Linked DNA regions of Homo sapiens: all the other regions are linked to region 1. The links are chromatin loops, found by intact Hi-C in ENCODE. Cell type or tissue: GM12878. All regions are shown on one strand.

Evidence for each region. Peaks named below come from ENCODE experiments on the same cell type or tissue, not always from the same donor. Only the 100,000 strongest peaks of a DNase experiment are listed, where the experiment ranks them.
Region 2: a loop joins it to region 1, with 2.5 times the contacts of the local background. A loop is called at or near these places in 3 of 110 quality-filtered maps.
Region 3: it touches region 1 in a loop (18-fold over the local background); 2 of 110 quality-filtered maps call a loop at or near these places.

What each region holds. Positions count from the first base shown.
Region 1 is chr10:74,735,949-74,743,948 of GRCh38, reverse strand. It overlaps the pseudogene FAM32CP. Among named protein-coding and RNA genes, the nearest start is that of KAT6B, 87 kb to the left of the region's middle. RefSeq lists an enhancer at 4,539-4,628. In GM12878, CTCF peaks have their summits at 4,883 and 5,649 (motif pointing right); DNase peaks (open chromatin) are centred at 4,728 and 5,698; H3K4me3 peaks cover 297 bases; H3K27ac peaks cover 1,966 bases.
Region 2 is chr10:74,673,729-74,681,728 of GRCh38, reverse strand. The region is part of intron 10 of ADK (adenosine kinase); the gene reads right to left. Among named protein-coding and RNA genes, the nearest start is that of ADK-AS1, 150 kb to the right of the region's middle. In GM12878, no CTCF peak of the experiment used is centred here; a DNase peak (open chromatin) is centred at 3,538; H3K4me3 peaks cover 476 bases; H3K27ac peaks cover 3,350 bases.
Region 3 is chr10:74,415,811-74,423,810 of GRCh38, reverse strand. All of the region lies in intron 6 of ADK (adenosine kinase), which reads right to left. It also overlaps the pseudogene RAB5CP1. Among named protein-coding and RNA genes, the nearest start is that of ADK-AS1, 110 kb to the left of the region's middle. RefSeq lists an enhancer at 4,569-5,804. In GM12878, a CTCF peak has its summit at 3,763 (motif pointing left); a DNase peak (open chromatin) is centred at 3,600.

The DNA of each region.
Region 1 (8,000 bases):
GTGTGCACCCTTCGAAACTCCATCCAGCTTGGAGCTTATGCTGTTCCCTGCAGGCCCCGGGGAAGCCACTTGCAACTTTGCGGGCTTGACTTCCTCCTCAGCCACCTGGCCGGTGGGACGGCACAGCCTGGGTAGCAGAACAACTACCTAAGGCAAGGATGGGCTACACACCTTGTCCCTTTCTGAGCCCATTCCCTCCAAACCCCACACCCTTCCAGGTACCTCTAACGGGTATTGTCATGGCAGGCATTGCTCATGGATCACAGCATTCTTTGTAATGGAAGCCGGACACAGACTGTCTCTCAACCCTCAGCCCCAGGCAGCCTCTTGTATTTACTCAGAGTTGGTACATCACATGGAGCCTGTTTGGCATTCCCGCCCTAAGGACACCTCAGGGTGACAGGACCAGGGCAGAGCCCCAGCACAGGCATGGGTGCGGTCACCTGGGAGGCCCAGGTGGCAGTGCTAGAGGGCTAGGATCTTTGAGGGCCTGTGTGTCCTGGATGAGGCTGCATATGCTATTGGGAGAAACAGTCTCTGTTGACATAGACATTGAAAGAATAACAAAGACGGAAGAGAGAAACCAAGTGTGGAATTTGGGATTGTCCTATGTGAACTACAGAATAAAGCAAAAACCAGTTATTGAAAAAAAGAAAAAAGAAACAATTCTACACACAGTATTTCCAGGTCATATTTTTAAAGCCTTGACTGTCTTCTACATATATGAAGTCTTTGTTTACAGTGCTTATGTTATCATTATTTAAATTGTTGATAATCTGACCAGGCACAGTGGCTCTCGCCTGTAATCCCAGCACTTAGGGAGGCAGAGGCAGGAGGCTAGTTTGAGTCCAGGAATTTGAGACCTACCTGGGCAACATGGTGAGACCCCAATTCTCCACAAAAAGGAAAAAAAAAAAAAAAGACACACAAAAAAGTAAATTGTTGGTAACCCAGGAGATATTAAAAGGTATTTATTTTTTTTCTACTTTATCTGCATTTCTGTGTTTATTATTGAAAGTAAACCTTTCAGCAGGGTGTGGTGGCTCATGCCTATAATCCCAGAACTTTGGGAGGCTGAGGTGGGTGGAACATTTAGGTCAGGAGTTCAAGACCAGCCTGGCAAACATGGTGAAACCCCGTCTCTACCAAAAATACAAAAATTAGCCGGGTGTGGTGGCACACGGTGTAATCTACTTGGGCGGCTGAGGCAGGAGAATTGCTTGAGCCTGGGAGGCAGAGGTTGCAGCGAGCCAAGATGGAGCCACTGTACTCTAGTCTGGGCAACAGAGTGAGACCCTGTCTCAGAAAAAAAAAAAAAAAAAAGAAACATTTCTTTTTTATTCATATTCTTCTTTTGTGAATTGCCTTTTTTCCATTTTCCAAATGGAATGTATGCCTTTTTCCTTCTGCTTTGCAAGGGTGTTTTCTAAATTAAGGATATTAGGCCAGGCGTGGTGGCTCACACCTATAATCCCACAATTTTGGGAGGCCAAGATAGGTGGATCACCGGAGGTCAGGAGTTCAAAACCAGCCTGGCCAACATGGGGAAACCCAGTCTCTACTAAAAATACAAAAATTAGCCAGGCGTGGTGGTGCATGCCTGTAATCCCGGCTACTCGGGAGGCCGAGGCAGGAGAATCGCTTGAACCTTGGAGGCAGAAGTTGCAGTGAGCCGAGATGGTGCCACTGCACTCCAGCCTGGGCGACAGGAACAAAACTCCGACTCAAAAAAATAAAAAATAAAATAAAATTAAGGCTATTAATATTTTGTCAATCTTTTACGCTGCCAACATCTTGTCCCTGTTTGTGGTTTGCCTTGTTATTTTTTAAAAAATCAAATTTAAGTTTTAAATTTTTATGTAGGCAAATCTATGCATCTCTTATATTTTTCTTTAGGTATTATGCTTTGAAAAATCTTTACCACTCAAGATTATAGAAACACTTTCTATATTTTCTCATTATTCTGTTTATAGTATTTAAAAAAATAACTGATCTATTTGGAACTTTACCTTGATGATTGGCATGCAGTGGGGACTCCAGCTTAATTTTCCCCAACAGAAACCAATATTCCAGCATGATTTGCTTGCATAATATTTCCCTTCTCTGATTTTAAATGCTAACTTTATCATATGCAAAATACTGGTGTATATGTGAGTCTGTTTCCAGGTTTTAAATTTTATTTTACTGATCTGTCTATTCTATGCCAAATCTGTTTTAATTACTGTGGTTTTATGACAGATTTTAATAATTATGCAAAATCCCCTCATATTTCTTTTCTTCTGCAACAATTTACTGACTCGTCTCTCCCAAAATCTCTTTGAGATTTTAATGGACACTGCATTTCATTTATTAATTAGTTTGAAAAGAACTGACATCTTTTATTATTGCCTTTTCTCACACAGGTATGTGACATGTTGCGCATTTATTTATCTTCTGTTATGTACCTTGGCAAACTTTTGCTCTATTCTTCATTCAGATCTTATATACATTTTTAAAAGTTTATTCTTGGGTGAAATATGTGTGTGTGCATATACACACATATACATGCGTGTGCATGCATGTATATGTGCATGTACATATGTATATACACACATATGCACACATGTATGTGCATATGCATATATACACATACATACACGTATGCATGCACACATGTGTATATACACATATGTATGCATATACACATGTATATGTATTTATGTATATATGCATACATATATACACATATACACATATATACATGTATACATAGATGTATATGTATGGAATATGTATGATGTGTGTATACATACATAACACACAAACACGTGTATATTTGCTATAATTTGTACTTGCATCAGATCTTTTTCTTCTTATTTTATTTTCGAACTGCTTATTAATAGTAATATTCAGTCACTCAACAAATACTTATATGCTACTGTGTGCCAGGCACTGTGCCAGACACAAGGACCATACTAGTGTACAAAACAGACACGGTCTATATATACTATTGATCATTTCTAAAATATTGATCATCCTTGCATTTCTGGAACAGGTTCTGCTTGGGTATGAAATATTATTTTAGTATATTGTACTAATGAATTAAATTTGCTAGTATTCCATTTAGGATGTGTGTTTATAAATTCCATATAAATAGCCTAAGTGAGACTAAGCTGTCTGGCTTGAGGTGTGTGTGTGTGTGTGTGTGTGTGTGTTTGCGCACGTGTGCATGTATCTGGTTTTGGTGGAAGGGTTATGTTAGCTTGTGAAGTAAACTGGAAACTTTCCGTTATTTCTCTATTTTATGTAGCATTGGAATTGTTTCATTCTTACTCCTTAACAATCACATTAAATTATAATGTTCAAACTAGAAGACTCGAACTGAGAAAAGGCCCCAGTTGTCCTACATCTCAAACCTTTGAAAGAATTTATGGAAATGGGATAGAATGGAGGTTTACACAACAAGACACCAGATGACAAGACATGACTTTCTTGTTTTGGTCCTGTCCCCTCAAAGGGGACCAGCGGCCTTGTATGTTCACTTCTTGAAAGGACTGACTTTTTTCCCAGGGAGGAAAAGTGTGCCCTCATCTTCCAGCTGTTTGATACTCCTGGCGAGTGCAGGACTGGACTGATGCTGCGAGGCAGGGGATAACGGATTGGCTTTGTACAAGGTAGGTAGAAAACTCCAGTGACAGCAAGCTGAGGGCAAAACACAGCACCATTACTGTTCCCGTCTCACAGAACCTGCAGATAGCCGACACAAATAAGAGCTCCATATCTCCCACTTGTCTTCAGCCTTTGTGTCTTTCTGAATTTCTATAACTATAGCTGAATCTGTCAGGCCAGTTCCATGTCCACGGCAGAGTGCAACATCAGGGCCAACATGTGAGCCCCAAAGTCCTGATTCTGTGATCTAATATAATACCTCCCATCATGTTTTTATTTATATCCCTAAATGTGTCTTCCAATTTTTTTTTTTTCAAGACCAGTTCTCACTCTGTCGCCCAGGCTGGAGTGCAGTGGTGCAATCTTGGCTCACTGCGACCTCTGCCTCTGGGGTTCAACCAATCCTCCTGCCTCAGCCCCCAGAGTAGCTGAGGTTACAGGTGTACACCACCACGCCTGGCTAATTTTTGTATTTTTTGCAGAGACGGGGTTTAGCCATGTTGGCCAGGCTGGTCTTGAACCTCTGGGCTCAAGTGATCTGTCTCCCTCAGCCTTCCAAAGTGCTGGAATTACAGATGTGAGCCACCGTGCCCAGCCCCAACTTTAAAATTTAAGAATCATTCCTCTTACTTATCTGAGAACCTTTTAAGTACATGGGGTCTCTACTTGCAAGCAGCTCATATATTAGTTTTCTATTGCTGTGTAACAGATTGCCACAAACTTAGTAGCTTAAAACAGCACCCATTTATTATCTCACAGTTCTACACGCACAAACGATTTTTATAAATAGAGACAGGTTGCCCAGGCTGGTTTCAAACTCCTGACCTCAAGTTACTCCCCCGCTTTGTCCTCCCAAAATGTGGGGGTTACAGACGTGAGCCACCGCGCCTGGCCTCTCACAGTTCTGTAGTCAGAAGTCTGGTGGGTGGGCTTGGCAAGGTACTGTCCTTAGGGTCTCTAAATGCTGAAATCAAGGTGGCAGCAGGGCTTTGTTACTTCCTGGAGGCTCTGGGAAGGAAACTGCTAACAAGCTTATTCAGGCTGTTGGTCAAATTCAGCTCCTTGTGGTGCTAGGGCTGAGGTCCCGTTTCCTTTCTGTTGGCCTTGAGCCTCTTGAGGTTTCCTGTGCGCCTGGTCACGTTGCCCCTTCACCTTCAAAGCCAGCAAAGGCTCACTAACTCCTTCTCAAGCGTTGAATCTCTCTGACTTCTGCCTTATCTCTCCTGCCTCCTGCAGGAGAAAGTTCTCTGCTTTTAAAGGCTCACATGATTAGACTGGGCTCACTGGATCACCCAGAATAATCTCTGTATTTTAAGAACTGTCACCTTAATTACATCTGCAATGGCCCTTTTGCATGTTACATAATGTACTTACAGGTTGCAGGGATTGGGACATGGATCTTTGTGGGACCATTATGCCTGTCAGAGCTTTTATCTCTTTGTTTTCCATATAGAATATTTTAGGATAATTTTTTTCCCTTTATGTTTTTATTTTATTTTTGAGACAGGATTTCCCTCTGTCACCCATCTGGAGTGCAGTGGTGCAATCACGGCTCACTGCAACCTCTTCCTTATCACGGCTCACTGCAACCTCTTCCTTCCAAGCTCAAGAGACCCTCCCACCTCAGCCTCCCAAGGAGCTAGGACTAATACAGGCACATGCCACCACGCCTGGCTAATTTTTGTATTTTTTGTAGAGATGGGGTCTCCCTATGTTGCCCAGGCTAGTCTTGAATTCCTGGGCTCAAGCAATCCTCCAGCCAAAGTGTTGGGATTACTGGCATGAGCCAACTTGCCTGGCCAATTTTTTCCATTTAAGAGGAAATAGAAGACAGCTCCATCCTTTTGGAAAAAATGAACTGCCAGACACCATCAGGCCCCAAATTCACACAGCCATCATGCATTCAGCCTCTAACCATAAGTCCTTGATTCTGGCCTCAAACTCAGTAAAATTCATTTGTGCATTTAAGACTTGAGGCAGCCAAATTTTGACACACCATTAGGTGGCACTTGATTAGAAAGCTTGCTTCTGTCTGAACTTTCTCAAGGCAGCAATCCGACAAGAGGGCAAGGAAACTCTGAGGTCAAGGGCAGAGTAGGGCTGAGGTTCTTAGTGATTATGGGGAAGTCCTCACAGGCAAAAACTGTCCAAGACTTGAAAGTAATTTGTACATTCAAGTTGACTTTAGAGAACTTAAATATTACTTAGCAACTGTAAATAGACTATTTAAAAGCTTTTACACATGATATTTTAAGAAAGCATGGCATCAGCTGGGCATGGTGGCTCACACCTGTAATCCCAGAACTTTGGGAGGCTGAGGCGGATCGATTGCCCGAGGTCAGGAGATCGAGACCAGCTTGGCCAACATGGTGAACCCCGTCTCTACTAAACATACAAAAAATTAGCTGGGCATGGTGGCAGGTGCGTGTAATCCCAGCTACTAGGGAGGCTGAGGCAGGACAATTGCTTGAACCCGGAAGGCAGAGGTTGCAGTTAGCTGAGATCTCTAGCCTGGGCAACAAGAGCGAAACTCCGTCTCAAAAAAAAAAAAAAAAAAAAAAGCATGGCATCAAAAAAATCACTGTGTGTGTGTGTGTGTGTGTGTGTGTGTGTGTGTGTGTGTGTGTGTATTTTTTTTTTTTTTTTTTTGAGACAGAGTCTTGATCTGTTGCCCAGTCTGGAGGGTACTGGTGCAATCACAGCTCACTGCAGCCTCAACCTCCTGGGCTCAGGTGATCCTCCCACTTCAGCCTCCTGAGTAGCTGGGACTACAGGCGCATGCCACCACATCTGGCTAATTTTTGTATTTTTTGTAGAGACAGTGTTTCACCATGTTGCCTGGGCTGGTCTTGAACTCCTGGGCTCAAGCAATTCACCTGTCTCGGCCTCCCACAGTGCTGTGATTACAGGTGTGAGCCACCATGCCTGGCCACCACATTTGTCCTATGTTTAAAATGAGCAAATATTCAGGCCGGACATGGTGGCTCATGCCTGTAATCCCAGCACTTTGGGAGGCTGAAGCGGGTGGATCATCTGAGGTCAGAAGTTCGAGACCAGCCTGACCAACATGGAGAAACCCCATCTCTACTAAAAATGCAAAAGTAGCCTGGTGTGGTGGCACATGCCTGTAATCCCAGCTACTCAGGAGACTGAGGCAGGAGAATTGCTTGAACCCAGGAGACGGAGGTTGCAGTGAGCCGAGATTGCACCATTTCACTCTAGCCTGGGTGACAGAGTGAGACTCCGTCTCAAAAAAAAAAAAGGCTATTATGGAGATTCATGCACGAGTTTATTTCTGAGTATGCACATATGTTTTTATTTCTTCTGAGCCGATATGGAAAGGTGGAATTTCTGGGTTAGATGGCAACTCCACATTTAGCTTTCTGAGGAACCGCTCAACTGTTTGCCAAAGTGGCTGCACCATTTTACATGATCAACACATACGTAATTTTAAAAATGGCTTCATTAACATGTGATTGACATACAATAAAATGCACATATATTAAGTGTATGATTTGGTAAGTTTTGGCTTATGAATACACTCATAAAACCATCACCACAATCACTTCAAAGTCATCTATCACTCCAAAAATTTTCCTTGTACCCCTCTGAAATTCATTCTTCCCATATCTCATGATACAATTGTGAGACCTGAATTTGAGTATTTGTTGTTACTGTTGTTGTTTTGCATAGGAAAACAATTGTACCAGCACCATTTGGATAGTCCTATGCAAAATGACAACAACAGCAAATACTTAAACTCAGGTCTCACAATCTGTATCATGTCTATCTCATATACAAAAAATTGTCTCCAAATGGACCATCTCTCCCCACTCCATCATTCCATTATTTCCAAGTAATCACTGTTCTTTCTGTCATTATGGTTTAGTATGCATTTTCTAAAGTTTTAAATAAATGCAATCCTATAGTATTTTTTTTGGTCTAGCTGTGTGTTTCCTCTTTGTCTGGCTTTTTCCACTGAGTGTAATTATTTTAAGATTCACCTAAGATGTTGACTGTCTCAATAATCCATTCCTTTTTATTGATGGGTAATATTCCATTGAATGTATATACCACAATTTGCTTACTCATTCCCCTGTTGGTGGACATTTGGGTTGTTTCCAATCTAGGGCTATTCCAAATGAAGCTGCTATGAACGCTCATGCACAAGTCTTTTGCAGACATATATTTCATTTTTCTTGGGTAAATATCTGAGTGGAATGTTTCTGTTACGTGATAGCTATATTAATATTAAGCATTTAAGAAACTTCCAAACTGCTTTTGAAATGGCTGTGCCATTATATATCCTCACCCGCAGTGAATGGGAATTCTAATTCCTTCACATCCTCACC
Region 2 (8,000 bases), 62 kb after region 1:
ACAGGTGCCCGCCATCAGGCTTGGCTAATTTTTTGTGTTTTTAGTAGAGGCGGGGTTTCACCATGTTGTGTTGGCCGGTGGTCTCGAACTCCTGACCTCAAGTGATTTGTCCACCTCGGCCTCTTAAAGTGCTGAGATTACAGGCATGAGCTGCTGCGCTCAGCCTTAACTGACAACTTTCATTTGGATTATGAACACAAGTAACTGCTGCTTCATGAATTCAGTAATCTGGCTTCTTGTCTCGTATTTGCAATTAACTCCCTTGGACAACTCATCTTACCTTTCTTTGGGCCTTACTTTCTTCATTCATCAAATAGGGGCTTTTGAATAGGTCATGGTTTTCCTACGTGACATCATGAGCCACCAAATAAAATGTGGATAGGGACAAATGGGAGTTTGTTTAATCTCATTTCATTCTTTCTTAAAAACATTTTTAATTTTTAATTTTTGTGGGTTCATTTCATTCTGATTCAGATAAGATCTCATTTGAAAAGAGTTTCACTACTGGAAACTGAAAACCAGAAAATATGATTTTTTAAAATTTTCCTTTCAGCACAAACACTCTAAATGATATAGTTAAAAACAAAAGATTCAATGGGGCAAAGTAATAGCTGCTGGGATAAGATGATGGTAACATTGTTTATGTGAAGCTGTGCTTATGCCCTAATTCATAAGAAGGATCATTTTGTTATTATTTAACTCAATTCAAAAACCTACATTTGATCAACTGAAAATTTCTCATAGCATGATGGTTCTAAAATTTTAAGAGCATTTGATGACAGAAATCAGTTTTTAATTTGCCATTTACTTTGTGGGCTAGAAATATATCTAAATTCTATAAAATGTCAACGTTAATTGGATAATTAAATGAAAAATAAATTAAAAGCCTGTGTTTATACCCCTGGTTTCAGAACTTATATATCTGAAGAGAGAGTAGCTGTTAATTTGACAATCATGCTGCTAATTTTGTTTTATTCAGACCTTTGCTGATAAGTAGCCTTAAAACATCAGAGGTTATGTTTTATGTAAATTATCGTATAGTTTGAAATGCTGTGTCTGATGACTTATTTACCACAGTGAAGATTTCTGCTAGGTACTAAGGTTGGCTAGGCTCTGCATCAGTGCTACACACATGTGATTTTATTTATTTAAAGATTACACTAATTACAAAGCCAATAAGGGCACATTGTAAAAAAAAAAAAATTCAGACATACAGAGTAGAAAGTGATTATTTCATTCAGCCACCTCCCAGTACATCCACTGTTAGCTGTTTGGAGTGTTTCTTCCTGGAACTTTTATATGCTTTTATAAGTATACCTACAACATACACACATAAGACCATTTTTAACAAAATACAAATCACATCATATTATACTTATTGCTCTGTACTCATCATTTTTTTTTTTTTTTTCTTGAGATGGAGTCTTGCTCTGTCGCCCAGGCTGGAGTGCAGTGGTGCGATCTCGGCTCACTGCAAGCTCTGCCTCCCAGGTTCACGCCATTCTCCTGCCTCAGCCTCCCGAGTAGCTGGGACTACAGGCGTCTGCCACCACACTCAGCTAATTTTTTTGTATTTTTAGTAGAGACGGGGTTTCACCTTGTTAGCCAGGATGGTCTCGATCTCCTGACCTCGTGATCTGCCCGTCTTGGCCTCCCAAAGTGCTGGGATTACAGGCGTGAGCCACCGTGCCCGGCCTGTACTCATCTGTTTACAGTAAGTATAGAACTTACAGTTCTATACTTGTCTTCTTTACTTTTTATTTTGTTTTTTGGGATGGAGTCTTGCTGTGTCGCCCAGGCTAGAGTGTGGTGGTGCCATCCCAGCTCACTGCAACCTCCGCCTCCTGGGTTCAAGCGATTCTCCAGCCTCAGCCTGAGTAGCTGGGATTATAGGCACCCACCACCACACCTTGCTAATTTTTGTATTTTAGTAGAGATAGGGTTTCATCATGTTGGTCAGGCTGGTCTCGAACTCCTGACCTCAAGTGATCCACCTGTCTCAGCCTCCCAAAGTGCTGGGATTACAGGTGTGAGCCCCTGCGCCTGGCCTATACTCATCTTCTTTATATGAAGAAGTGGGCCAGATATTAGAAAAGCCCAACATGAATGGCATTCACGTCATCAGTAATTTTTTACTGGCATTAAAAAAAAAAGGCCAAATAATTTTGTAGAATTTATGAAAAAATATGGTTGATCAGTGAATCCCAGACTTTGGGATTTCACAGAACATTGAAACTTGCCCAAAAGATTTTAGGGATAAACACAGAGCTGGCAAACTTTAATTCTGCTAGATAAGAACATTTTTAAAAAATCCACTATTACCAACATTATTCATAAAGAAAGAAAACTGAACTCCCTCAAAGTAGGAAGGGCAAGATTTAAAACTGAATACATTTAGTTTTATGGAAATTTACTTTCTTGCCCCTGCCTTTTTACATTTTGATACTGACTGATGAAAACTCTTATGTCATAGACTGGTACCAGTCGACAGACCAGTGTTTATAAAACCACTTTGGCTATTTCTCCTCCTTTAGAGAGGAAGCTAAGATGTTGTAGTAATAAAAGGGAGTATAGCAAAATGGCTAGGGCTAAGAACTTTGAGGCCAAATTTTGAGTTTGAATCTTAGCTTTCAATATGACCTTGGGCAAATTACTTAATCTCTCAACACTCTAAGGCCAGAGGAACTGTCCAGGTAAGCACAGGCCCAGCTGTCAACCCACAGATTTGTGGAGCTAAATAAATGAGTTGTTATTTTAGGTAACTAGGTTTTGAAAGTGGTTAGTTATGCAGTAAAAGCTAACTGATACATGTTGGATGTATCAGACAGGTAAAATTGACCAGATTCATTTAATAGCAGCTGAGAGAATTTTAGGATTCAAATTACTTCCAATTGGCTCACCAATATTCTAGGTCAGGGAACTAACACACATATATTTTGTTATGTCACAATTCTGTTTAAGAAAATGAACTTCAGAAATTTTACTTACTACATTTCCTGTGGACCTCTGCAACTAAATAAAAATTTCCATATCAACATCATTTTCTTAGAATAAATATTTCTCAATAATCATCAAATATAAGAAACCTAAGTTTCACATCTGAGCTTTGGAGTCTGATAGCCTACATGGTTCAGACTGTCTGTGTCTTATCCACATTCCCAGAAGATAAACTCCTTTCAATTCCATTATCTATTTACAATTGCTTCTAGATGAAGGCCATTCAGGATATTAGGTCTTTGAGGGAACATTTGCGTTGATGAGAAATTACAGGCTTCACTCTAAAATCATCCTGTATTTCACATGAACAAAGTGATTTCTCTCTCTCTTTTTTTAAATCATGGCTGGAGAGGATAATCTTTACATTTTTTTAACTAACGAAGGCTCAAATAATCATAGACAGTGTTTATGAAATTTGGTGCTGGTCTAGCTTCAGCTTGACTAAGACTCTGGATGTATAACACTAGTGTGGCATGTAATAAAGCATCCTATCACTGTGCAAGGGTATAGCTCTCTCTTGCTTTCTGTTGCATGAACCTGAACTACTATCTGTGGTGAATGTTTCATATCCTTTTTTTTTTTTTTTTTGTAGAGACAGGGTCTCCCCCTGTTGCCCAGACTGTAGTGCAGTGGCGTGACCTCAGCTCACTGCAGCCTCAACCTTTTGGGCTCAAGCTATCCTCCCACCTCAGCTTCTTGAGTAGTTGGGACTACAGGCACATGCCACCCTGCCTGGCTATTTTTTTTTTTTTTTTTTTTTTTTTTTGTAGAGACTGGGGTCTCACTGTGCTGTGCAGGCTGGTCTTGAAATCCCGGCCTCATGTGATCCTCCTGCCTCTGCCTCCCAAAGTGTTGGGATTACAGGTGTGAGCCACCATGCCTGGTCTGTTTCATATTCCTAATGACCAAGCCAATTTCACTGTTCATTTGATGGTTTTAAGAAAAATTTCTGTTCAAGAAATAAAACAGAGAAGATGTCCCATTAGAGCAGAAAGACAAGAAAAAGAGTTGTTGACATTGGGTTGTTTAGCAGTGGGCAGCTGTCATCTTGGTCACCATCAAGTAAATCCTCAGCAGATGTGGGTCATATGAAGGTTTTGGTTTTTGAGTGAAGAAGTCTGAGAAACAATATATTCAACACTTACCAAGTTGTCTTCTAGTCTTCTGAGATGGAGAGCAAAGGAAGGGGGTAGTGTAGAAAAAACAAATCCCAAGAATTCTGCACCACTTCTATGCATAGCACAATGAAGCAGCAATTAAGAAGAATGGGGAAGGAAGCTATAAATGTTTGGGACCAAAGAAACAAGGTGAGGATAGAAAATATGAAGATAATTAGAGAGTCTTCATGGTTCTCAGAAGTATAGATAGGTGCCACATGAAGAGGAAGTGGCATCCTTGTTCTGAAAAAACTCTTTAAAAATTTTTTGTAAACCAATGTTCTTTTCTAAACATGAATTAGAGAATGAAATTGTTTTTTGTTTGTTTTTGAGACAGGGTCTTGCTCTGTCACCCAGCCTGGAGTGCAGGGGTGCAATCACAGCTCACTGCAGCTTCGACCTCCCAGGCTCCAGCAATCCTCCCACCTCAGCCTCCGGAGTAGCTGGAACCACAGGCTTATGCCACCATGCCCAGCTAATTTTTTTATTTTTGGTAGAAATGGGGTTTTGCCACGTTGTCCAGGCTGGTCTTGAACTGCCGAGCTCAAGCTGTCCACCTGCCTTGGCCTCCCAAAGTGCTGGGATTACAGGTGTGAGCCACTGCTCCCAGCCTAGAGAATGTAATTAGTGTTCCTTTTTATTAGATGGGAAATAGGAGAATTATTTGCATTGTGATTGCTGAGTGGTTTTCAGAGTCATTTGCATATTATAGGTAATATTTTTAAGGGTAATACATTTTCTCTGCTGAAGCTGTTGTGAGGATTTTTAAAATAAAGAGTATTCTGGCTGGGGGTGGTGGCTCATGTCTGTAATCCCAAATGAATTGTCATTTTAATCAATTGTAATCCAGCACTTTGGGAGTCCTAGGCAGGAGGACTGCTTGAGGCCAAGAGTTTAAGACCAGACTGGGTAACAGAGTGAGACTCTGTCTCTACAAAAACATTTTTTAAAAACCCTGTAGTCCCAGCTACTCGGGAGACTGAGGTGGGAGGATGGCTTGAGCCCAGGAGTTTGAGGCTGCAGTGAGCTATGATTGTGCTGTTGCACTCCAGCCTAGGTGACAGAGTGAGACCCCATCTCCCCCTCCAAAAAAAGTATTATGAGTCAGCACAGTTACTTTATTATCATTCCAAATAAAATATTCTGGCCAGGTGCAGTGGCTCATACCTGTAAATCCAGCACTTTGGGAGGCTGAGGCAGGTGGATCACCTGAGGTCAGGAGTTCGAGACCAGCCTGGCCAACATGGCAAAACTCCATCTCTACTAAAAATACAAAAATTAGCCAGGCGTGATGGCGGATGCCTGTAATTCTAGCTATTTGGGAGGCTGAGGCAGGAGAATCACTTGAACCTGAAAGGCAGAGGTTGTAGTGAGCCGAGATTCTGTCACTGCACTCCAGCCTGGGCGACAGAGCAAGACTCCATCTCAAAACAAAAACGAAAACAAAACAAAAAAAACCAACAAAGTAAAATCTTCTAATCTATACGTGGCTTTTAACCATACTTAATGAAGGTGTTTTTTTTTTTTTTTAATTCTAAGAATGTTGGTTCTTGGGTGAAGTCTCTAGTCTTTTATCTGAGAGTTGTATATAAGTGCCTACACATAATCTGTCAAAGGTGTACTCACTTTCAGTCTAAAGATGATTTGTAGGTCCTGTCCATATTCCCACAGCTGCCATAAAACATATGACTAAATCATATTAGATTAACACAGGCTGGTATTGACAGCCCAGTGGGAACATATTGATTAGGTCCTCTTTCATGTTATTTGTTATGATTTTTCTTCTCAGTTTCATTTACTGGGAAGACACAGGGGAAGAGATTTCACTGGGAACAATGACAGTGCCTGTCACAAAATGTTCTCAATGTTTCCATTTGTTACTATGGCAGTGACAAAGAGGGTTCCAAATGAAAAGGTAGACCTGCTGTGACAAAGCACAGCAGGACAACAGGAAGAAATTTTTTCCTGACCTAGGAAATTAGGAAATCATACTTAGAGATTATAGAATTGTATCCATTTCCAAGAGTACAATCCTAGCACTTGGGCTTTTGAGGAAGAATGTGAAAAGATTAGTTCTATCAGGGCTGGGCAGTGACAAATAAAGAACAAATATCACAAAGTGCTTAAGACCTCCAAATAGAACAAGGAGCGATGCTTGTAGAGGCTGGAGGGATTTGTTACTGTCACTAAACCCGTGAGATGGAACTACGAATTTAATTTAATTTAATTTATGTACATTTGGGTTACTCATTTTTAAATTATACATGAAAATCCATGATGTAGTCATATATCTTTTTAGCTGGCTAAAGGAACACATGGCACTCTGGTACTGATATAGATAATTAGCACATGGTAGCTGGAGTGATACTTTATCCAAAACTTGAAATTTATGCAAAGAAAATTATTGTCCTTCAGAGAGTTAAATTACCACAAAGTGGACTAAAATATAGATATGCAAAGTCACAAAAGACAGAAATACTCTTAGGCCAGCAAAACTTGAAAGTTACAGGATGAATATATTAACCATCCAAATATAGAATGTGTCAATCAGAAAGAAGATATGTTAATTGGGCAATGAAGCGAAGAAAAATAAACTACATAGTAAATGTAAAAGTTGCCACTGCCTGAGATTCATTCCCAAGGTGGAAGGAGTCAACGACAATTATTTTATTAATTAATTAATTAATTTTTTTGAGACAGGGTCTCACTCTGTCACCCAGGCTGGAGTGCAGTAGCAAGATCTTGACTCACTGCAACCTCTGCCTCCTGGGTTCAAGTGAATCTCCTGCCTCAGCCACCCAAGTTGCTGGGACTTCAGGCATGCAACGCCATGCCCGGCTAATTTTTCTATTTTTAGTAGAGATGGGGTTTCACCATGTTGGCCAGGCTGGTCTCAAACTCCTGGCCTCAAGTGATCCACATGCTTCGGCCTCCCAAAGTGCTGGGATTACAGGCATGAGCCACCACACCTGGCTGATTTAGTACTTACATTTAAGTCTTTGATCCATTTTGTTAATTTTTCCATACGGGCAGGGCCTCAGCCTCCTGAGTAGCTGGGACTACAAGTGCATGTTACCATGACCAGCTAATTTTCTGTATTTTTAGTAGAGACAGAGTTTCGCCATGTTGGTCAGGCTGGTCTCAAATTCCTGGCCTCAAGTGATCCGCCTGCCTTGGCCTCTCAAAGTGCTAGGATTTCAGGTGTGAGCCACTGTGTCAAGCCAACAGCTGTTATTTCCAATCCCAGTAGAAAGGCTCCTGCTGGTGTGGAGAGGGAGCAGGGGGTTTTAACCAATGGATCTTTTAGTATTTCCAACTAACAAGACCATTTCTGTTGTAAGATAGATGCATCAGTTGTTAGATGGGTGCTATTGATAGGGACAGGAGGCAGGCAAATTTCTGGGCAGAAGAGGGTAGGTCTCTGGTGAGCGCCCCATCCTAAAGCCAAAAAGCCTAATACCATGGCCCAAAGTGAGAACTTACATCCTTGTTTTCCTGCTCAAATGTTGCCTTTTCCAAAATCACCCATGGCCCACCCCACCCACAATCCTGTGCCCATAAAAACCCCAGGCTCAGCCAACAGAGAAAGAAGAGGAGAAGCAGCTGGATGTTGTAGACCACGGTTGGACATCGGAGAGAAGCGGCTTGACTTCAGAGGGACAGCTTGATGGCATAGCTTTGGAGAGGAGTCTGGCTGGGGATGACCGGACTCCAGGGGATTATCTTCCTGCTTCATCCCCCTTTCAGCTCCCCTTCCTGTTGAGAGCCACTTTCATCGGCAATAAAATCCCCTGCATTTACCATCTCCAACTCGTTTGTGTGACCTCATTTATCCTGGATGCCGGA
Region 3 (8,000 bases), 320 kb after region 1:
TGGACAGGAGCGGTATCATAGCCCAGCCCCCATGTACTATGAAATCACCAAAAAAGATACATTTGCACCAGCCAAGAAATGGGTGAAGGAGCTAGAGAGGCAGGCCAGCCCCAACATTGTCACTGTACTTGTGGGTAACAAGGCAGACCTGGCCAGCAAGAAAGCCCCAGAATTCCACGAAGCACAGGACTATGCAGACGACGACAGTTGACTATGGAGACATCAGTAAAGACTGCAATGAACGTGAATGAAGTTTACACGGCGAGAGCTAAGAAGATTCCTAATAAGCCCCAGAGTGCACCTGGTGCTCCAGGCCAAAACTGAGGTACGGACCTCCAGAAGAACCACCCAGCCAGCAAGAGCCAGTGCTGCAGCAACTGAGCCCCTCTTGCCTGCCCACTGCAACTACTTCCTCTGCCTGAACGACTAGACTGGAATCCATTCTAACTAATCACACTCAGCAACTGGTGCCACCACTGGGGACAGAGGAAGGGGCCCACCATGATTTCTCCATATAATTTTGATCACAGGCCAGAGTGAGTTATTCCACCTGCATCTTTCTGTACAAATACTAATTCAATTTTAAGTCTTAGGTCACTTTTTAAATAATATTGATTTTCTGCTCTTCCCATTTCCTCCCCTTTCTATTGCTCTCCTACTTTTCCTTTGCTGGTAGCAGCCACATGCTTCTGTTCCCCTCACCCTTGTATATGAGGACGGCGTGTTTGGAGCAGCTACCCTTTCTTTCCCTCTTGCGGAACAGACTCAGCAAGAGCATCTACATCCATATCTTGTTTGGCGTGGTCTTGGGTTCAGGTGATGAGCAGCTAGGGAAGGGAGAGGTAGCTCTTCCTTCAGCTGGCTGTCATCAGGCTGCAGCCCCCTCCCCACTCCTAACTCCCAGCTGGGAAACCATAGAATTGCCACAGCATTATTGTGACAGCCATGAACCCATTGCTCACAACTCCTCCACCCTCAGTCACCCTGACCTCTGGCACTAAACCCTGTTCTGACTAAATCACAATGATGAGTACTGGGGAGCAGGTAGGTAAAGGGGGAGTGGGAAGGGATGGAACTGACTTTTTCTCTATTTTATATTGTATGTTTTCTTCAACATGTAACCTATCAGTATCTTGTCAATATAGTCAGCCCATTGATCAACCTCAAATAAATTTATTTTATATTTGGGAACTTAGATATACAGAAAAATTGCAAGTTTAATATACAGACTTCCTATGTACCCCTCATCCAATTTGTTCTAATGTCACTATCTTAGCATCTTACATTACTGTGGTACATTTGGCCAAACCAAGAAACCAATGTTGGTGGATTATTGACTAAAGTCAAGACTTTATTTAGATTTCACCAGTTTTTACACTAATATCCTATTTCTATTCTGGACCTGATCCAGGAAACTATGTAACATTTAGTTGTCATGACTCTGTAGTCTCTTCTTGTCAGTGAGATGTTCATAGTCTTTCTTCATTGTTCACAACCTTGACAGTTTTCAGGAATGCTCAACTTATGTGGTAGAATGTCCATCAGTTGGGATTTGTCTGATGTTTTCCTAATGATTAGATTGAGGCTACAGGTTTAGGGAAAGAATATCAGAGAGATGAAGTTTCCACCTCTTCACATCAGCATGACTTCCCATTTGTGATGTTAACCTTGATCACTTAGTTAACATAGTTGTTTACCAGCTTTCTCCAATGGAAATAGTCAAGTCAGTATTTCGCTGTCTTCCAAACTCAATTTTTGGATATGACTCACTCAATCCAGCTCATACTCTCAAGGAGAAGGGAAGTAGGATCCCCCTTCTGGAGGGGGCAATATGTTATTTGGAATTCTTCTGTCAGGGAGATTTATCTCTTCTCCTCCATTTACTTATTTATACAATTTATACATAACACTGTGAACTCATGTATATTTACTCAATAATTTATCCTTAATCCAATGCTACATGTTTTATTTTGTTGCTCTAATTATTCCAGCTACGGCCACTCGGAGTTCTTTCACATTGGCTCATGTGTCCCTTTTGGCATGCTTAATCTTTATTATTTTTAAGAAATCTCTTGCCTTCTGGCACTACAAGATATTCCATGCTTATGTTGTATTTTCCCATCACCAGCCCCAGAATCAGTCATATTTAAAAGGAGTCCTGGATCCTTTTATTGGAGAATAGGATTTACAAACCAGGATGTGAGCGTTAGATGTGTTTGTGGCTACTGGGATATCACTGCTTCTAGGCCTTCTCAGTAAACACAGCTAGGAAACATATGCATGTATACTAATCCACATATACACATGCATCTATAATTATTTCTGCATCTATCCATCTGCATATATTAAGCTAAACATGAGTAAATACTTATATCTCCAACTCTAATCCAGTACCACAGGTTTCATTCTGGCTCTCCCCTCTTGTTTATTTATCTGTAACATCCCTTCCTGACAGTGAGAAACCTAGCTTCCACCATTCATCATCCATTTACTTATTTGTTCAACCCCAGGATACATGTAAAGAGGTTCAGAACTGTTCACCCATACCGTTATGAGAAACAAATTTACCAACTAGAATAGAGTGTTTCTATAGTGTTCCTTAGTCTTTAGCTTTACATTGTCCAATCAAAACACCATTTTCCAAAGTTACTTAGGTCAGCTCCTTTTCCCCCACCCATTCAGTGAAGTTATGCCATACATTTGTAATACAATTAGATTCATTTGTTACAGCTTGCATTCTATCCTGAAATCCCTAACATTTAAAAAACCTGCATACATTAAAATTAACCCTTTGTGATGTACAGTTCTTTGGGCTTTAACAAATGCATAGTATCATGTATCCACCACCACAGTACCATACAGAACAGTACATCGCCCTAAAAATTGCCTTTTGTATCCCCTTTTTAGTCAACCACTTTTCTTTCCCGTCGTTTGTAATTTCAATACCTGAAATAACTGAAAAATTAAGATGCAAAAATTAAAAATCATGAGTCTTCACAGAATAAAACCTAAAACTGTCAGAAGAGTTACTGTTTAACAGTTAAACTGTAGGGAGAGTTACTACTTAAAAGTTATTGAGTTCTAGACAGGAGAACAAACATCTAAATTCTTTAATTAACTTTTTCGTGGTATTATTCCACAACATGCAAGATTATGAGATCAACTTTTAAGTTGTTCATGGTAAACAGAGTTGGATTCCAATCCTAAGCAACTATTTTCTGCATTTATAAAATATTTTCCAGGGATAGAACCTACAAGCTTTGGTCATAAAAATATTTTGAATTTTTAATTGTTTAAAATAAAGCCAAAACTATTTATTAAAAACAAAACCACAGTGTAGTAACAAAAAATAGAAAACTACCTTACAGTCTATTCATTTTGCTACATTAATTATGTGATTATTAGATCTTAATAGATGTGCTATGATAGCTGCCCAGTTTCATAGATCTAAAGCACTCACTTTCAAGGATAGCTCTTCAAGTAGACTAACAGATAAGAGAAAAACAATAAAAATGTCCAGGTTGCTTATTTGTACTTCCTCTTTCCCCTTCCTGACCCCAACCACCAGAGTACGAAAGTTTCCATTTTATTTACAATTAATAGTGTGCTAAGTCTACAGGTATCACATATTACAGGTTGTGAGAATCATGTCCCAAAAGGCGGTATTATCTGGAGGAAGTAGTTAACTATGTAGGGCTAAGCAATATAATCTACCTACTGGCAGTATCATCATCAGTTAAGAACTTTAAGATTTTAGCTTCCTCCCCCTGGTGGCAGTGTCTGGGGTGATAACTTTTTAAAAATATTCAGATAGCATCTTAAGGTTTATAGCTGCTCTAGTCAATTATAAGTAAGTAATTTGGGGATAGAAGTAGATTTAAATGAAACAGAAGCAGATTTAAAAACTCTTCTAATGGAAGCACTTGCCTCCTATAGTTCTTTTTTTCTAAAATGCAATTACAACCATTACATCATTGTAAATTACATGCTGGGGTTATCTCAGTAGGTATCTGCCAAATGTAAAACTTACAGAAGGTCTTCAATGTAATAACGATGTTTTATCATTTTAATTACAAACTCTTTAAAAAACTCCCTAAAATGTACCAATTGGGGTGGTCTAAATTAACAGTATCTTGGTAGCCCAAGGGTAGCAAAAATAGATTGAACTACAAAATTTCATCATACTTATAGCAGCTGTCTTCCTGCCTCTAGGAAGCTAAGTATTTAACAAAGCAGACAGCTTGGCATTGGCATCTGATTAGCAGTGTGTGCATTGTCAGATAGAATGTGCTTGGCTCTTTTGTTCCAGGGTTTGATTAGAAATCTGGAGAGCAGAGGCATCATGTAACTTTATTTTTAAAGCTTCTGAAAGGTAAATAAACTGTGATGGTTCCTCTGGTATTGTACCTGAAAGACCGATTGATGCTTTTCTAGTAATATGCTTTATCACACCCTAAAAAATTTAAATAAGGGATTTTTGGGGGGGGGAAATACTTCAAAGACTGAAATAGGCCAATCTTAAAATCACTTTAAATATTGTACATACCAAAAATATTTTTGCAATAGAGTGCTTTGCATATTGAGTCTTGCACTAAAATACTGTTGTTGGGGAGGAAGAATGGTCATTTTAGAGTGTAAATACAAGACTCTATTCCTAAATATATGAATAGTCCAAATGAAGATTCAGAAATTTTTTCTAAAACCACGTGAAAAGCTTACTGGAAAAATAACACTGTCTTATAAGAATTATATTATTTTGATGGAGGTGCCAAACATTAAACTATAAAAGGGTGACTCTCATTACCTTTTCCTCACAAATTTCTTTGAAAATTTATTACAAATGATTGTGCTTACTGGCAGAGTTCACAATCAGTAGAGTCCATGCAAACAATCTACTTCAATGAGAAGTACATTCTTTTACTCTATCAAATCCATCGGAGGTAATCAGACTGGATGTTTTATTCAACAGGGCTGAAGAAAATTGTTCTACAATAGGTTAATTCAAAATGGCAGCATAGAAAATGCATCTGTCAGTGGGGATCAAATTACAGGGCAAGCTCCTCTCAATGCTTAGAAAAACAAGTCTGCAGTTCTACAGATTATGTGCCTGTGTGTGTTTAAAGGGGTGGGAAAGGAGCTAAATATCTGAGCTAACCTCCAATTAAAGTCAATCATAAAAACAGCCAATTTAATGAGTGCGGATTTCTTTGGGTAATTATAACACCAACCACTTTTTTCTCTTTTAAATCTGTAATTCTGCCTTCTTGTTATTGCTTGCTTTGTCATTAATCGCCTCAGGACCTTGATTTCCTAGCAACAGACTGCCACCAAACATTTGGCTCCTGTTCAACATTTTCTTTGTGAAAAATGGCACTGCTGTTGCCGCCTGGGCTGCTGCAGCTAGACTGGCTGTGTAAGTGCTCTAATAATGTATTCCACTGGAAAAAAAAATCACATGATACAGGGTGCAATGACTGAGCTCAGTTAATTACTGAGCTGGGAAGTTTATCGACAATCTAAAAGCTGTGTTGGGGGAAAGGGGACTAAGGATTGAAAAGGTGTTCCTTCCATTATCAATAACTTGCAGGTAACAATATACAAAGAAACATTTTATTTTGGGGAGTACAAGTTTCTGTTTATTTAGGAAAGAGTACAAAAGGCCAATGTTCCCAAAATGTTGCTTGATGAAATTTTCCTCTACAAACAGCCCCAAACACACAAAAGATTCACAGAATAGTTTGCTAAAATTTTAAAAAGCAAAATAACCTATGTATCTTTTAGCTGTTTCTTTCCTACTTAAGGCAAAAATTATTTGTATATATAAATATGCTATGAGATAACAGAATGAGGTTTTCATTCACAACATGAACACCCAACACTAAGAATATAGAATTCAAAATATGTTTTGATATATTGTGCACGTGAGTAAATATTTAATAATCTATAAGAGAAAAAATATGCTTATCACTATTTTTGAAATTATTTAAGTGGGAATGAAGCAGTCAGGGCTCGTGAATGGAAACCCAGTAATAAAACAGATATTTTGCTTTTTTTTTTTTTAAAGTAGATTTACTGAGATTCTCCATGCCTTAGAAATCCTACCACCTCCCAGAAATGATAGTTATGGAAATTAACATGGCATGTCAGATATGGTTCGCTGATGCCTTGCTTTAGTTCTCAGAAATAAGGCTTTAAAAGACTGGCATGTTTCAGGATTGCTGTCAGGAAATGATAATTTAAAATACCCAAGAGTACACTAAGAATTATGGAAGCATCTGTGAAACTAATAAGCCAGTGGACATACTGATTTTTACCAATGTGTCTACATACTATATTAAAAAACTTCCTACAAAGTATTGTCCCAATTCAGTTCATCTGAGGATGTGAAAACACTACAGTGTACCTTAAAACATCACATTCACAACCCTGACAGACTGAAATAAAAATGAAATTAGGGAATATCTATAAAGGAAAACTAAGCCTTAAAAAGTCTTCCGTTATATTAATGTAGTTAAAATGTACAGTTTTTGAAAAAGACAACAAGGGAATTAAAGATATTTGAATGATTTTAAATAATTCTGCTTATTGCTGGCACTAAGTCTACAACATTTCACCTTGAGTCTGATTCCCCACTTTATTTTTATAAAAACAAATTCTCAGTTAATATAAGAAAGGAAATACATATTTACAATGAGAAAAGTTTTAGAAATGGGCTCAAAACTTGCAAATGATTAAAAGCTACCACAAGAAGCCTATCAATCTACCAGGAAAACATCAGTTGACTTTAGTAAGTAAAATATTTTTAAAATTTAATTTAGTTTATTGTAGTTTTCACATTAAAAAAGGTAAACTTACAAGAAGCAACATACCTGTGAAAAATATATTATTGAGGATTAATAATAAAATATATAATGCTCATTTACTTTATTATATGTGTACCTCTCTGGAAAAGATGAAATAAAATATTTTTGGTGGACTATTCTACATTTGATATTTTATTTGATTTTTACTATTTCTGTAATACAAAATAACCTTAAATAATCTTGTTACTTATAGAATGAAGACAGAAACAAATACTTTGAAAGATGAATACAAAAAATGATTAGTTAGGACAGCAGAGCTGAAAAGAGTTGAGAGACTGGACAGAAATTAGATGTTTGCAGTGACGGTGTGATAAGGGAAAATGGGAAAGTTATAGAGAAAAGCATCCATGGACTTACCACAATTGACAAAAAAAAAACAGAAACAAAAACAAAAACAAAAACCAACCTTGTGCCAGAAATCCGTATAGAGAACAAGATAAATAAATTTTTAAAAAGCAGCAATATATCTTTCAGAACGTCTTCAACTATTTAGGATTTACTAATATCCCTAACTAGTAAACCAGGACAATGTTAGTTAATATGAATGTGCTCTAGAAGTCTGGGGCTTCAAGAAGCTATTTCCAAGGTGAAGAAAGAAAACACATGATAGATTTAAGAGGTTAGAGTCAAAAGATCCCTATTATATAGATGAGAAACCAATATTGGTCTGAAAATGGGTAACAGGAAATATGGGTTCATACAAGAACTTGCCTTCCTGCTAAGTACCAGAAAGGAAAAACGTTGTCCTCTCATTTTTTCATACCAATTTACCAAATTTTTTTTTAAGCTTCACGTACCATGTCATCCACCTAAATCAGAAAAAAACTGGTATTTCAAAAAACTGACCCTCATGACCCTCAAACACGGTAGCATTACATATATGTGTGTGTGTGTGTGTGTGTGTGTGTGTGTGTATATATGTATGTGTGTGTATATATAAATGTATGTATATATATATTTATATATATGAGCAAAAGCTTAAAAGACTCTTTATAACACTTGCAATAGAGAAATAGGTAAGAGCAAGAGATCAAAGCAGACTTATTATGTCTTCCATTACATGCCAACAATAAAGACATAAATACATTATTTGTGTAATCAGGAACAATTGCATCATTTGTAGTCATAATAACTAGA